Linked DNA regions of Homo sapiens: region 2 is linked to region 1. Evidence: read pairs that join two places in POLR2A ChIA-PET (ENCODE). Cell type or tissue: OCI-LY7. All regions are shown on one strand.

The links. Peaks named below come from ENCODE experiments on the same cell type or tissue, not always from the same donor. Only the 100,000 strongest peaks of a DNase experiment are listed, where the experiment ranks them.
Region 2: POLR2A ChIA-PET joins it to region 1 with 14 read pairs; 4 of 35 experiments call an interaction of 5 or more read pairs at or near these places.

What each region holds. Positions count from the first base shown.
Region 1 is chr12:95,353,878-95,361,877 of GRCh38, forward strand. LOC105369917 (a long non-coding RNA gene) reads right to left here. Exons shown (of 11, transcript XR_001749265.1): 8 at 4,505-4,730. Among named protein-coding and RNA genes, the nearest start is that of MIR3685, 48 kb to the left of the region's middle. In OCI-LY7, no CTCF peak of the experiment used is centred here; DNase peaks (open chromatin) are centred at 4,534 and 5,464; H3K4me3 peaks cover 3,013 bases; H3K27ac peaks cover 4,115 bases.
Region 2 is chr12:95,536,038-95,544,037 of GRCh38, forward strand. All of the region lies in intron 1 of USP44 (ubiquitin specific peptidase 44), which reads right to left. Among named protein-coding and RNA genes, the nearest start is that of USP44, 11 kb to the right of the region's middle. RefSeq lists an enhancer at 6,574-7,073. In OCI-LY7, no CTCF peak of the experiment used is centred here; no DNase peak of the experiment used is centred here.

The DNA of each region.
Region 1 (8,000 bases):
CCCCATCTCTAAAAGAAAAACAAATATTTACCAATATCACCACAAATATTTGGTGCACCACTTAAAATGTGCACTTTCTGAAAAAATTAGAAACAAAGCATAAAAAGTTAGGGAAAGGGATATGTTAATACTCGTTCACTGGTAAATTGTTATTTGTATAGACCGTGATAGCAGATAAAACTCTCTGATACCCTGCTTATGCGTTGCCTCACACTATGAGTGACTATATTCCTTTTGTCAAATAGCACTTATATAGACAGTGCTCAAAGTAAGTTATCTGACTGAATATCACTTTTAATTTATAGTCTGCTCTAGCCTTGTCAAAAAACCTGCACACTGTTGCATAGACATCCTTTTTCTTTTTTATCAGTAGTAAATGGGCTTTAAAAATAATTCTGTCCTTATTCTCAGAAGCATGTTGCATACTGGGATGGATGGTTCTGGAAATGAAGGGATGTTTACCCTTGCCACTGTATTTCAATACCATAAATGGTGACTGTGAATCATTACAAAAAATGTGGCAACTTGCTTGTGTCTAAAAGGAGCAACTGGAACTAGAAAGTGTGATTACATAGGGACCTTGTAGGTTTGTTAATTGATCTGCAGCTAAACCTTAATGTGTTTGTGTGTCTGCTCATTGCCCTCAGCATTTCAAGACATCTAAATACTACCATAAAACCAGCATTTTCCTGTGCATTGACTTCTCATGTGAAAACAGTTACTGAAGTTGGCAAAAAATAAATTTTAAAGTTTGGATGAAGGTATTTTTGGTCTGTTTAGTGCTCTTCTCAGGTTTTTCAATAAACTTGCATTTTGAGGGTTGTATCGGCAACTTCAGCTTTCAATGTGCATCATGGTGGAAGGTGCTGAGTTTATTGGAAGGGAATGGAAAGACAAAGTTACCATGAGGAGGATCCGCAGACCACGTCCTAAAAAGAAATTGGCTCAGCCCTCCACGAATTGGGTCTTTGGGCTACTTAAAATAGAAGTAAACATTTTTTTAAAGTTAGGGAAATTAACAAGCCTCTCCGTATACCCATAGATATAGGGAATCTCACTGAGTTTCTCAGACACATGATAAAACAGCATACATCTCTCACTTACAGGTGGAATATAACATTAACCATCTTGCACTGAGGAGTTACAGATTGGTAGACACAGTGCCAAAAACTTGATAAGCTTGTCTCATTTCATCCTTACACAACCTTGTGAAGTAGGTATTATTATTGTGCTTTTTACACATAAGGAAACAGAAGCTTATTCTGCAATTACAGAGGAAGTAAAAAGCAAAAGAAAGAAACAGAAGCTGGGCGCGATGGCTCACGCCTGTAATCCCAGCACTTTGGGAGGCTGAGGCAGGCAGATCACCTGAGGTCAGGAGTTTGAGACAAGCCTAGCCAGCATGGTAAAATGCTGTCTCTACTAAAAATACAAAAATTTAGCTGGGCACGGTGGCTCACGCCTGTAATCCCAGCTACTCAGGAGGTTGAGGCAGAAGAATCACTTGAACCCGGGAAGTGAAGGTTTTGGTGAGCTGAGATTGTGCCACTGCACTCCAGCCTGGGTGACAGAGCGAGATTTCATTTCAAAAATAAAATAAAATAAAATAAAATATAGCCGGGTGCGGAAGGAAGAAAGAGAAAGAAGATAGAAAGGAAAGAAAGAAGAAAGAGAGAAAGAAAGAAAAGAGAGAAAGAAAAAGAAAGAGAAAGAAAGAAAGAAAGAAAGGAGGGAGGGAGGGAGGGAAGGAGGGAGGGAGGAAGGAAAGAAGGAAGGAAGAGAGGAAGAGAAGCTTAGAGAGGCACATGATTGCAGAAGTTCACGTAGCGAATACATTCTACTTGTGTCGTATCAGGACATTATGCTGTTGTCCCTCCACCAGGTATCAGCCTATCCATCGCAAGTCAAACACAGGATTTGGTTGGAAATGGAACTCCAGCATGGAAACCATACAGAGGAGTGATCACAGGAAAGATAGATGTTCTTGCACATGGTGCTTATTTTTAATTCATAGGTTAGGTGAAGTCTTTATGTTTTTTAATTCAAGATTTAGAGTCCAGTTGTGGATTTAAAAGTTGCAGTTAAGTTTTTGCAGAAATAAATAAAGCCCTTATTGAATTGGTATTAATCTCTTCAAATGTCATTGCTATTTGAGTAACTGAGCCATAAAAATAATTTTACAGTGACATGTGAAATGATTGGGTTTTGACTTCGTAAATTCGAAAGTCTGAATAAACATTTTGGAGCTGCCTTGCACAGTGCCTGCTCGCTTCATCGTTGCAGATTTTAAAGGATTGGGATAATTTTGTTATTTGCACACAGTTCTGGCCTGAGGTCAAGGGGCCATGATATGGCCCCAACCCTGCCTATCATTCGTGTCGCCCTAAGACCCAGCAAAACCAAACTGCTCAGCATTCCTACGATTTGCCTGCATTGTCCCTCCTACGTGACTTTGCTCCAACCCCTGTGTTGCTGCTCACTAGCTGTGTCTTTGGGCAAATTACCTAACCTCTCTGAGCCTCAGTTGCTTTAGCTCTAAAATGGGGGCTGGGGAGGACAGTGAGGGTTATAATTATAATTAACTAATTATAATTAATCCCTTAGGTGTGTTGTGAACGTTAAATGAAATCCTGCAAGTAGAGTGTTTAGCATGGTGTCTAGTGTATGGTAACTGGTCAGCAAATGTTAACCATCCCTAACATTATTAGGGTCATTACTATCCTTCTCATCACTCATCTCTCCACCTAGAATACCCAACCCTCCTTACCTGCCTATCCCAATTCTCCCCCTCACTCAAGACTCTGGTCAAAAATGCACTATAAAATAATCCTGTCTTTCTGGTCAGGTGCGATGGCTCACGCCTATAATCCCTGCACTTTGGGAGGCCAAGGTGGGCGGATGGCTTGAGGCCAGGAGTTCGAGACCAGACTGGCCAACATGGCAAAACCCCATCTCTACTAAAACTACAAAAATTAGCCGGCGTGGTGGCAGGTGCCTGTGGTCCCGCCTACTCGGCAGGCGAGGCAGGAGAATCACTCGAACCCAGGAGGTGGAGGTTGCAATGAGCCGAGACTGCACCACTGCACCAGCCTGGTGACCGAGTGAGACCCTGTCTCAAAATAAATAAATAAATGAAAATAAATAAATAAATAACCTTTTCTTTCCAAAAATACTCTCCCTCCCCAAAACTTCTTTAGCGTTCTATCTATACAGCTCTGCTAGCAGTTCCTTCCTTATTTATTTATTTTTTTTGAGATGGAGTCTCGCTCTGTCACCCAGGCTGGAGTGCAGTGGCGCGATCTCGGCTCACTGCAAGCTCCGCCTCCCGGGTTCACGCCATTCTCCTGCCTCAGCCTCCCGAGTAGCTGGGACTACAAGCGCCCGCCACCGCGCCCGGCTAATTTTTTATATTTTTAGTAGAGACGGGGTTTCACCGTGTTAGCCAGGATGGTCTCGATCTCCTGACCTTGTGATCTGCCCGCCTCGGCCTCCCAAAGTGCCGGGATTACAGGCGTGAGCCACCGCGCCCGGCCTCCTTCCTTATTTTTCATTTATTAATAGTATACACTATCTTACGTCTTCCTGCAGCCTTGAAGCCTTGGGAAGACTGGGGCCAAGTCTTTATGTTGCCCCCTGGGCCTAGCTCACACACCTGTCAGTAGCGGATAACAGCCACTGGTTGCATGAATTCATACCACGGTCAGGGGTCTGACAGCACTGCTTGCTTTAGTGGCGTTAGTAAAGTATCATGGCAATACTTCGAATACAGGAAACATTGCCCTCATTGTATTTACAACTTTTCTTTCAATGCACAGTCTGCACCAAATGTTACTGAAGCGATATTAGGTTTGGGAGCTCGAGGGAGTCTCAGCTCCTGGGGGGTCTTGGAAGATGTGTGCTCAGCTAAATTACAGCATGTGTGGTGTTAGGGGGCAAGGCTTCGCTTAAGGCTTCCAAAGGCTGCCACGCAGTAGAGAGACCAAGCTGCTCCTGCAGCAACCCCCTTCCCTCCCACATGCTACCTAAACCTGGAGAGAGTGACACACGGCCTTCTCTGCCTGAGGTAGGAAGCAGCCCTGTTTGGTGGCTAGTCCTGGAGATACAAATGCAGAAAGAACAGGGCATTTTATGCTGGTGAAGATAATAAGGGCACATTTCCCCCAGGAGAGTTGGTATGAGAAGGCAAGAGAAGCAGGAACTTGTGGCACTTATATACTATCACCAAGTATAGATTAAGGACTTTTCAGCATAGGGCCAGGTTTTGAACAAGCATTCACTAAAGAAATGAAAACAAACTGAGTCATGATCCCAGATTGATGTGGCTCCACTGCTAAACAGGAAGCCTCTTAGCAAGCAGACTGAGGAGAGCTCAAAGGCTTGAATCTGGGCATGTGCATTTGTCCCAGTTTTAGGAAAGATTTTCAGTTGATTGCATGAAAGTGGCCACTCCTTAACCCAAACATGAGCTGGGCTATGAATTATTAAGGCAAAGGAAGCTGGTTACCGGAAGGTCTGATTGCCGGCTGGGGCCTTCCGGATGTGACAAAGAGGCAAAGGCTTCAAGACACCCTTTTGTTCTAGGAAGGTATTTCGGCATTGAAGGTACTCCTTATCCTCGCCTTTCTCCTTTGCACCTTGTTTCAGAGAAACTTTTGCTGATGAGGCGTTCTCTTTCCTGGGTACTATTTGTGGAAACTTGGTTATTTTGCAAATGTGCTGCGGTTCCATTCCTGAAATGTAAACAAAATGTATTCCTCCCAGCAGCCTCAGTAGACCAAGGCATCTGTAGGCTGAGCTGTTTGGGTTAAGTTGGCTGCTATAGTCTGGATGCTCCTTCACCCATTTACAGAAGTTCCTTCTGTTCGTTCTTCAATTTTAAATGCACCTCTTGTTCTACTCAGAGGACACATGGCATCTATGTAATAAAGAAAGTTTCCAGGCTATCAACAAATCTAAACCGTAAGAGTTTGATTGCACTTATCTTGTACCGGGAAATGAGCCAGGCACTTTAAATACATTATCCCATTGAAGGAAGTGCCCCCATGAGTTGAATACTCTTATTTTCATGATATCACAGATAAGTTCAAGTCACTTGGCTAGACAGAGGCAGAATCAGGATTTCGACAGGCCTATGTGATTCCAGACTGAGCTTTTACTTACCATGCTCTATAGAGACCAGTGCTTCCCATTTTTTTTACATCACATGGAAAAGTGTAAATTGTAAAGCACATATACATATAGATCCTTATCATAGAAAATGTACTATTAAGAAAGAAGGCCAGGTGCAGTGGCTCATGCCTGTAATCCCAGCACTATGGGAGGCGGTTGTGAGTGGATTGCTTGAGCCCAGGAATTTGAGACCAGCCTAGGCAACATGGTGAAACCACTGTCTCTACAAAAAAAAAATTAGCTGGGCATGGTAGTGTACACCTGCAGTACCAGCTACTGGGAGGCTGAGGTGGGAGGATCACTTAAGCCCAGGAGGCGGATGTTGTAGTGAGCTGACGTGCTACTGCACTCCAGCCTGGGCATCAGAGCCAGATCATGTCTAAAAAAACAAGAAAAAGAAAAGAAAAGATGATGTATTTGTGTGGCACACTGGGATAAATTTACTAGGCTGCTTGTGGGTGGAAGCAACTATCCCAGTGGCTTAATCACCCCAGCCCAGCTGAGTGGCCCTGAAGGCTGGTAATGTCCACTTTTCAGTTCCTGTGTACAACATCTGAGGCACACCCTTTGGGAAGCTCTACTCTATACCACAGTATACAGCAAACTACCTCCCCAAATGGAGAAGCTTGCCTTTGGATTTAGCATATAGTCAACGTGCACTATTCACAGATTGTGTATCATGTCTTTGACTGCTTGCTAAAATTTATTTGTAAACCTCAGTGTCAGTATTGGTGGCACTCTTGTTGTCATTCACAGATAGGTGCAGAGCAGTGAAAAATTTGAGTTACCTCTTGTGAATGTTCCCAGCTGAGGTCGAACAAGCCTACGCTCTTCTTGTTTCAGGGATACTGTAAACGTGTCTCTTTGTGGTCTGTTTAGTGGCGTGTTTCTTGCATTTCTGTGCTGTTGTTGGTGATGCTGTTTAAAATGAGCTGCAAGTGCAATACTGATGTGTTGTCTAGTGTTCTAAGCTCAAGAAGTCTGTGATGTGCCTTACAGAAAAAATACACGTGGTAAGTAAACTTTCAGGGTGAGTTAAAGTGCTGTTGGCCATAAAGTCAATGTTAATGTATCAACGATATCTAGTAAATAAGGTGTTTTTAAAGAGAAACACGTAAAATGAGGTTATGTATTGATCAATTGACGAAAATATTGTGACCCTGGGAGCTACCCCTACCAGCAATGGTTCAGTATTTGCTTAGTGTTTGCCAAGACTTTACAGAACCTAATTTCCATGAATAACGAGAATAAACCGTGTTATATCATCAGTCAAGAACTGAAACTGTGATAGGCTCTGTAGTTAACACCAACTACGAGTTAACATTGCAACGGCACACTCCACTGTGGGAACACAGGCCTCTTCTCAACACAGCAGGTGAACCAAAGACATGGGCAAGGATTGAGGTTTTGGTGGGAACGCTAAGAGGTGATGGTTGAGGGGTGAGAGCATTTTCCAATCCAAAAAATGAGTATGAAAGCACCTCTCCTTAAGAAAACACAGAAGTGGCCAGATATATTCTTTTCTTCAAAAAGAGAAAGGAAATAAAATCAAGTTTGCTTCTCTTTTCCTGCTACAGTCTATCACCTGCATCCATGACAAGAATCCTTCTGCATAGGGCTTTACAGTTTACAAACTCACCACCTCAGGAAGGAGGGAAGAGGTATTTAAATGCTGGTTCTCTGGAAGTCTGAATGATGGGAACCGGCTATTATGAAGCAACACAATGGATTCCATAACTGACCCAATGCAAATCTGTACTGATTATAGCCAGTGAATGAGGATGTGCCGGACTTTTCTCTACAGTCTTCTTAGCTTGATAGCTGTGGCAATGTCACGCATGGGGCTTATGTCCACTGCTGGATCAAATGTATCTGTATCCACTGGGTCTGTTAAACTTGAAGGCTTCAAAACAGAAAGATGTGTGTTCCACACACACACACACACACACACACACACACACATATATATAGAGAGAGAGTATTTACTATATACATGATTAGCAAACATCAATTCTGTCACTTGTTCATTCATTAGGTAGGTCATTCAACAAGTGTTTATGCCATTTATGGGCCAGGTACAAAAACTAAGACTAAAGACATATATAAAAATCCACATTACCTTGGGAGGCCAAGGCTGGCAGATCACTTGAGGTCAGGAGTTTGAGACCAGCCTGGCCAACATGGTGAAACCCCGTCTCTACTAAAAATACAAAACTCAGCTGGATGTGGTGGCACACGCCTGTAATCCCAGCTACTTGGGAGGCTGAGGTAGGAGAATCACTTGAGCCCGGGAGGTGGAGGTTGCAGTGAGCTGGGATCATGCCACTACACTCCAGCCTGGGAGACAGAGCAAGACTCCATCTCAAAACAAAAAACAAAACAAAACAAAAGATCCACATTCCCTTGTGAATATACTTAATGCCACTGAATTACAAACTTAAAAATGTTAAGAAGGTAAATTTTATGTCATGTATATCTGACTGCAATAAAAAGGGGGTAAGAAAAAGCCATTTCCCTCCACCAAGGAGCTCACAGTCAGTGAAGAACTGGTTGGGTTAACAATTACCATACAGTACAGGGGCTGTGTTAGATGGAAGTAGAATGTTACCAGAGCATAAGTAGGAAATTTAATGTTTGTAATATTGACTTTCTATTTAGCAGAAGTTTCTAAGAAGTACATCATGAAGACATTAAAGTATATTGTTATAGTGAGTAGTATGTGTGATCTTTTCAAAACATATTGGGTATATAGTTATTTTCATTTGGATGAGCTCATGTGACTAGAAAAATTGTTGATAATTTAGTTTTTTTGTGGGGTTTTTATTTTTTAT
Region 2 (8,000 bases), 180 kb after region 1:
CCTTTTTTTTTTTTTTTTTTTTTGAGATAGGGTCTTGTTCTGTCACCTAAGCTGGACTGCAGTGGTGCAGTCTCAGCTCACTGCAACCTCCACCTCCCAGGTTCCAGCGATTCTCGCACCTCAGCATCCCCAGTAGCTGAGACCACAGGCATGTGCCATTACGCCTGGCTAATTTTTGTATTTTTGGTACAGACATAGTTTCACCATGTTGCCCAGGCTGGTCTTGAACTCCTGGCCTCAAGTGATCTACCCGCCTAACCCTCCCAAAGTGCTAGGATTACAAGCGTGAGCCACCGTGCCCAGCCCCCATTTCACACGTTTTAAGTGCACATTTTAAATTTACTCCTCTCTCTAAAAATTTCCAGAGGTTTAAAATCTGGTCAAATATGGTACTTTATTAGAACACCTAGGATTTGACAATAGTTGCTAATGGCAGAATTGAGACATCAGTGATTTATATATTCCACTATCCCATATCTTTCTGTACTGAGGCAAGAAACCTTAGAGTCATCCTTGACTCTCTCTCTCTAAATCAATCCTTCAGGAAAAATGATTGACTCTACCTCCAAAATATACTGAGAATCTGACTTACTTAGTGCCTCTACTGCCACCAGCCTGATCCAAGCTACAATCAAGTCTTACCGGGATTACTGCAGTAAGGCTCCCAGATGGTCTCTCCACTTCTGTCCTTACTGCCACCAACAGTCTACTCTCAACACACAGTAGCATGGTCTGCATCTAGACCTAAACAACCACTTTAGGGGATCCTTGCTGTGACCCTCCTCTATTAATGTGTAGTCAGCAAGGCCAAGGGCATGTGGCCACCTGAAGTCTGCACACACCAGCAACTCCCCTTCTAAGGCCACTCGCTGGTACCTGGGACTCAGAGAATTACTTGCCCTAATCATCCCCAAGCTTGCTTCTAGGGCCTATGAGCAACACAGAGCCACTGAAGAAATCTGTAGAGGAGAATGATATGATCAGATCTGTGGGTTACAGAGGGATCTGAATTACAAAGAGCTCTGGAGAAGGGACGAGTGATTAAGAGAGACTAGCAGTCCAGAAATTATAAGGAAATTAAAGCTGCAGGAGTATAGCAGTTTTGAAGAAGGGGGCAGAGGTAGAATTAGTGCTTAACAAACATTAGTTGAGAGAATTTACTCAATTTGGAGGTTAAGGGAAGGATCTAGGGCTCTGTATTACCTTTTATTCAAAATGATAAAATGAATACAGAGAAAATTTAGTTAAACATGTTTCTGGCAAACCATAGAAAATAATTTTTATATTATTTTATTTTTTGAGACAGAGTCTCACTCTGTCGCCCAGGCTGGAGTGCAGGGGTGCTATCTTAGCTCACTGCAACCTCCACCTCCTGGGTTCAAGCGATTCTCCTGCCTTAGCCTCCCGAGTAGCTGGGATTACAGGCACACGTCACCATGTCCAGCTAATTTTTGTATTTTTAGTAGAGACGGGGTTTCACCATGTTGGCCAGGCTAGTCTTGAGCTCCCGACCTCGTGACCTGCCTGCCTTGGCCTCCCAAAGTGCTGGGATTACAGTCATGAGCCACCACGCCAGGCCGAAAATAATTATTAGTTCAACATCCTTGCAGAGGTGAAGAAGGAAATGCCAGCAAAAAAGATCATTTCATTCCAAAATTTTAAAGACGTAGAATGAGTTAACACTTTCAGAAAAGGATCAGTAGGAAAAAGCCTGGTGAGAATACATTTATTCTGAGGTTACCTCTGGGTAATGGGACTGAAAATTACTGTACTTTCTTTATTAATCTATACTTTCAAAATTGTAAAAATAACATGTTTTAAATAAAAACAGCTCAGATAGTGTTAAGTATGTGCTAAATTGTACACTAACCTCTTTACTCCTTTCTCTACTCTGCAAATAAATTCCCTTGAATACAAAAAAAGTACCTGTTTCATTGAAGCTATTGCTAAAAAATCTATTTAGATAATAACAAAGTACTTGACCTTCAAAGGGAAGTGGCATCTATAATTAAACACATCATTCTATTTGATACAAAATTGTGAAAAGGGTGAAATCTTGATTAGATGTCATCTATCTGAGACATCATGGTAGAAGAGAGGGATTACAGTAAAACGGTGAGCGAGCACACACTGGAATCTAAATCCCCGAGTTTAACACTTGACAGGATTTACTATGTGACCATAAATTACGTGCTACATACCTCAGTTTTCTTATCTGTAAAGTAACAGTGGTAATAATACCAATAGGGTTGTTGAGGGAATTAACTTAGAACAACTCCTGACACTTAATAATATGGCCCTGAGTACATCTTAGCTGCCAATAGTAATAAAATAATAATAAATTATTATTATAAATGCTAGTTTCCTTCTAGTTGATCACTTTTAGCCAGGGATTCCTTCTTCTCAGCCAAATGTGTACTAAGCCCAACTAAGGTGCTAACAGATAATCAAGATGTTAGCTAAGAACTAAGGTCTGACCTCTCCCAGGGGAATTTGCATTTTAAAAGGGGGGGGTCTCTCAAAGATAAAATCTTTTTAAAAATAGACGTGAAACCAGAATAGTGGAATGACGGATCACGAGATTAATATTTTAGCTCAGGGGGCCCACTTACCCTGTCTACTTATGAAAGAAATCAGTAAGGGGTAGACGACAGAGGCAAGGGCACCGTGGAAAGCAGGAGCTGCAGAGCCAGGCTGCTGTCCCTAGAGATCTCCAGTAACTCAGACAGTAACTAGGGTATCCCCAAAGGGGTCTCATCACACAAAGATCTAAGAGCTTGGAGGAAAGAAAGGAGGATGGGAGTATTTTCTTGACACTTCCTATATTCCTCTACTGGGTTCAGAGCACCTCTTTTCATTTGCTAATCCACCGCTGTGAAGCTATGCATTCGCTCTGGCGTCAGCAGATTGGATGTATGATTTTTGGCAGTATATTCATTTTAAAGAGGTATTACCTGACAAAACATTTTTATATCCCTCATGCAGATTCTGACAAAATATTACCTGTACCAATATAATAGCACCTTACAAATAGGATGCTTGAAATGAAATCTATAAGGATTAAAACTATCTGTGCTATAATTCTCATGCATTTAAAAAATGTTTCACACTCCAAATTCAAATCAGTAGCTATCAAATGGCTTTTTTTTCTTTTTTTACCAGTGTGACTTGTCAATGAAATGGCTTTTTTTTTTGTTTTTTTTTTTGAGACGGAGTCTTGCTCTGTCAACCAGGCTGGAGTGCAGTGGCGCGATCTAGGCTCACTGCAAGCTCCGCCTCCTGGGTTCACACCATTCTCCTGCCTCAGCCTCCTGAGTAGCTGGGACTACAGGCGCCTGCCACCACACCCAGCTAATTTTTCTGTATTTGTAATAGAGACAGGGTTTCACCATGTTAGCCAGGATGGTCTCGATCTCCTGACCTTGTGATCTGCCCGCCTCGGCCTCCCAAAGTGCTGGGATTATAGGCATGAGTCACCGCGCCCGGCCCAATGAAATGGCTTTTTAAACACCAAGTATACTATTTTCATTTTTAAAGACAGATGTATTTACAAATATTCTAAAAGCTTTTTTGTCATTCTTCAGTGCAAAAAGACAATAAAACATTTAATTTGTTCAAACAAAGCCATTCAAGCTCTTCATACTTTTCACACCTATGACTGAGCATGCATTTTAAAAATTCCCTTTAGCAAATCTCTAAAGTTAAATAACTATATTTGACTTATTGAAAGCTAATTTTATGTAGAATTAGTATATCATTGAAGCACTTATTAAACAAAAAGCTAAAATGATTAGGAGAGAAATAGATGATCTTATAAGGGATTTTTAATCAACCGTTTATATCAAACTCCAAAATCAAATATCACAGGTAATATATTTAACTTGTTACAGTTCGACAGCATAAAACAGCTTATACTCACCACAGTGAGGACTCTCTGAAATTAATTTCTATTAACTCAAATTACAGCCCTTTGTAACCTACAACCCACAGTTTCGCATGTAGTGTAATACCTTCCTGTTGTATTTTTGTAGCTCTTCAAACCTCTTCTGATAATGAACTCATCCTACAGAGGTTCCAGCAGAGGTTTGATCATCAGTTCTAGACAGCTAACTACCCAGACTTTACCCTTAGCCCTAACCTTTCTGAACCAGTCTCAGGCACAACCCAAAGTCAGCTTACCTACGCAACTTACCTTCCCAAATTAGCTTTTTATCGGGTATTTTTCTCTAACAGATACTATATTATCATTCTAGGACCTAGGCTAGAAATCTTAAGGATTTTCTTTACTCCTCCCTTCCATCCATCTTTTTTTTTTTTTTTTTTGAGTGAAGTTTCAGTGTTTTTGCTCAGGCTGGAGTGCAATGGTGTGATCTTGGCTCACTGCAACCTCTGCCTCCTGGGTTCAAGTGATTCTCCTGCCTCAGCCTCCCGAGTAGCTGGGATTACAGGCACATGCCACCACGCAAGGCGAATTTTGTATTTTTAGTACAGATGGGGTTTCACCGTGTTGGCCAGGCTGGTCTCAAACTCCTGACCTCAGGTGATCTGACCACCCTCAGCCTCCCAAAGTGCTGGGATTAGAGGCGTGAGCCACCACACCCTGCTCTCCCTCCCATCTTTTTTACTACTGTATACTTAGGGTTATTGTTCACTAAGTCTCTATTACTTTTCATTTCCACAGCTATCACTCTAATGGATTTTATTATATTGTTCCTAGAGTACAATATTTTGGTAGCCTCCAAACTGGTCTCCCATCATCTGGATTGTCTCCTGCATACTATCCCACCAAATTAACCTTTGAGTTTGCTCTGAGCCTTTAACTCTTTTTTTGATGAAAAAATTATAATTTTAATTTCCTCATTATGAAAGCAAAACATATTCATTACACAAAAATTGGGAGAGGAAAAAAAATTCCCCCTGATCTCACCATACGGAAGTAGCAATTTAAAACATTTGTTTTGGCCAGGCGCAGTGGCTTACGCCTGTAATCCCAACACTTTGGGAGGCCAAGGCGGGCGGATCACGAGGTCAGGAGTTCAAGACCAGCCTGGTCAACATGGTGAAACCCCGTCTCTACTAAAAATACAAAAAATTAGCCGGGCATGGTGGCAGGTGCCTGTAATCCCAGCTGCTTGGGAGGCTGAGGCAGAATTGCTTGCACCTGGGAGACGGAGGTTGCAGTGAGCCGAGATGGCGCCACTACACTCCAGCCTGGGCGACAGAGTGAAACTCTGTTTCAAAAAATAATAATAATAATTAATTCTGGCTGGGCACAGTGGCTCATGCTCAGAATACAAAGTCCTAGCAATTTGGGAGGCCAAAGTGGGCAGACTGCTTGAGCTCAGGAGTTCAAGAGCAGCCTGCGCAACATAGTGAAACAAAATATGCAAAATTTACCTGGCACAGTTGCGTGTGCCTATAAGCCCAGCTACTCGGGGGGCTGAGGTGGGAGGATCACCTAAGCATGGGGAGGTCGAGGCTGCAGCGAGCCATGATGGTGCCACTGTACTGCAGCCTCAGCAAAAGAGCAAGACCCTGTCTCAAAAAAACAAAACAAAAAAAAGTATGCTGATATTCCGTTTCATTTAAAAAATGCTGATTGTGACAAATTTCATAATAGTTTGACAAATATTTCAATAAAAACGTATACATTTGTCAGTCTTGCTTTCAAAATCCTCCACAATCAGATTCTAACCTATCTTTGCCTCATGACCCTTCTACCTGTCATGTGCACGCCAGCCAAAAGTCAGCCCCAGCTAACTTCCAGAACTCATCTTCATCCTCCAAGGTCCAACTCCTTCATAAAATCTTTTTAGTCAAAAATAATATCATCTCCATTTTTTTTTTTTTTTTTTTTTTTGAGACAGGGTCTTGCTCTGTTGCCCGGGCTGGACAGCAGTGGTGTGATCTTGGCTCACTGCAACTTCCGTTGTTGCAGGCCCAAGTGATCCTCCCACTTCAGCCTCCCAAGTAGCTGGGATTACAGGCGTGTGACACCATGCCTGGCTAACTTTCATATTTTTTGTAGAGATGGGGTTTCATCATTTTGCCCAGGCTGGTCTCAAACTCCTGGCCTCAAGTGATCCTCCCACCTTGGCCTTCCAAAATGCTGGGATTATAGGCATGAGACACTATGCCCAGCCTTCTTTAATTTCTTAAAGGACTTTGGATTGTGCTAACATTATGCCAACTTGCCAAATGTGAATCCTTGTGTTATGTGTGCATACATCCTTACTTTGCCACCTAACTGTTGGGTAGGCTCCTTATGGTCAGGAAAAGACTATATCCCAAACATCATCTTTTAACCTAAAAATTCTCTCAGGGCTTTATGAAGATTGTATAGATGTACAGCTATATTTTTTCAGGCTACCAAATTCTTGGAGCAACCAACTAGCATTAACTGCAGGTCATCCTCTTTATGATATTTGAATCAGAGGTTGAAAGTAGGCCAGGCACAGTGGCTTACGCTTGTAATCCCAGCACTTTGGGAGGCCAAGGTGGGCAGATCACCTGAGGAGTTCAAGACCATCCTGGCCAACATGGTGAAAACCCTGTCTCTACTAAAAATACAAAAATTAGCCGGTTGTGGTGGTGGGCACCCATAATCCCAGCTACTCGGGAGGCTGAGGCAGGAGAATCACTTGAACCCTGGAGGCGGAGGTTGCAGTGAGCCACTGCACTCCAGCCTGGGTGACAGAGCAAGACTCCATCTCAAAAAAAAAACCAAAACACAAAAAAAAACAACCAGAGGTTGAAAATAGTAAGTCCTTGGCTGGGCATGGTGGCTCACCCTGTAATCCCAGCACTTTGGGAGGCTGAGGCAGGTGGATCATGAGGTCAGGAGATTGAGACCATCCTGTCTAACATGGTGAAACCCGTCTCTACTAAAAAATACAAAAAATTAGCCAGGTATGGTGGTGGGCGCCTGTAGTCCCAGCTACTCAGGAGGCTGAGGCAGGAGAATGGCGTGAACCCGGGAGGCGGAGCTTGCAGTAAGCCTAGATCGCACCACTGCACTCCAGCCTGGGTGACAGAAGGAGACTCTGTCTCAAAAAAAAAAAAGAAAGAAAATAGTAAGTCCTGCCGGGCACTGTGGCTCATGACTGTAATCCCAGCACTTTGGGAGGCTGAGGCAGGTGGATCACTTGAGGTCAGGAGTTCAAGACCAGCCTGGCCAACACGGTGAAATCCCGTCTCTACTAAAAATACAAAAATTAGCCGGGCGTGGTGGCACGCATCTGTAGTCCCAGCTACTCGGGAGGCTGAGTCAGGAGAATCACTTGAACCTGGGAGGCGGTGGTGGTTGCAGTGGGCCGAGATCATGCCACTGCAGCAGTCCAGTCTGGGAGACAGAGTAAGACTCTTTCTCAAAAAAAAAAAAAAAAAAAAAAGAAAAAGAAAAAGAAAATAGTAAGTCCCAAACTGGGCAACATAGCAAGACCCTGTCTCTAGAAAAAAAGAAGAAAAAAAGAGACAAGAAGGATGTTTTTCCAGCAATATTGTGAGATCTCATCTCTAGTCAAATAATTTAAAAAATCCACGCGTGGCAGTGCATGACTATAGTCCCCAGCTACTTGAAAGCTACAAGAATTACTGAAAAATCAGAAGGGTAGCTAAATTTTTTTTACTTCAAAAACTAACATACCAGGCCGGGCGCGGTGGCTCACGCCTGTAATCCCAGCACTTTGGGAGGCTGAGGCGGGCAGATCACGAGGTCAGGGGATTGAGACCATCCTGGCTAACACAGTGAAACCCTGTCTCTACAAAACATACAAAAAAATTAGCCAGGCGTAGTGGCGGGCGCCTGTAGTCCCAGCTACTCCGGAGGCTGAGGCAGAAGAATGGCGTGAAACCAGGAGGTGGAGCTTGCAGCGAGCCGAGATCGCGCCACTGCACTCCAGCCAGGGAGACAGAGGGAGACTGCATCTCAAAAAAAAAAAAAAAAAAAAAAAGAAAAAAACCCAAAACAAAACAAAAACAAACGGACATTCCACTGTAAA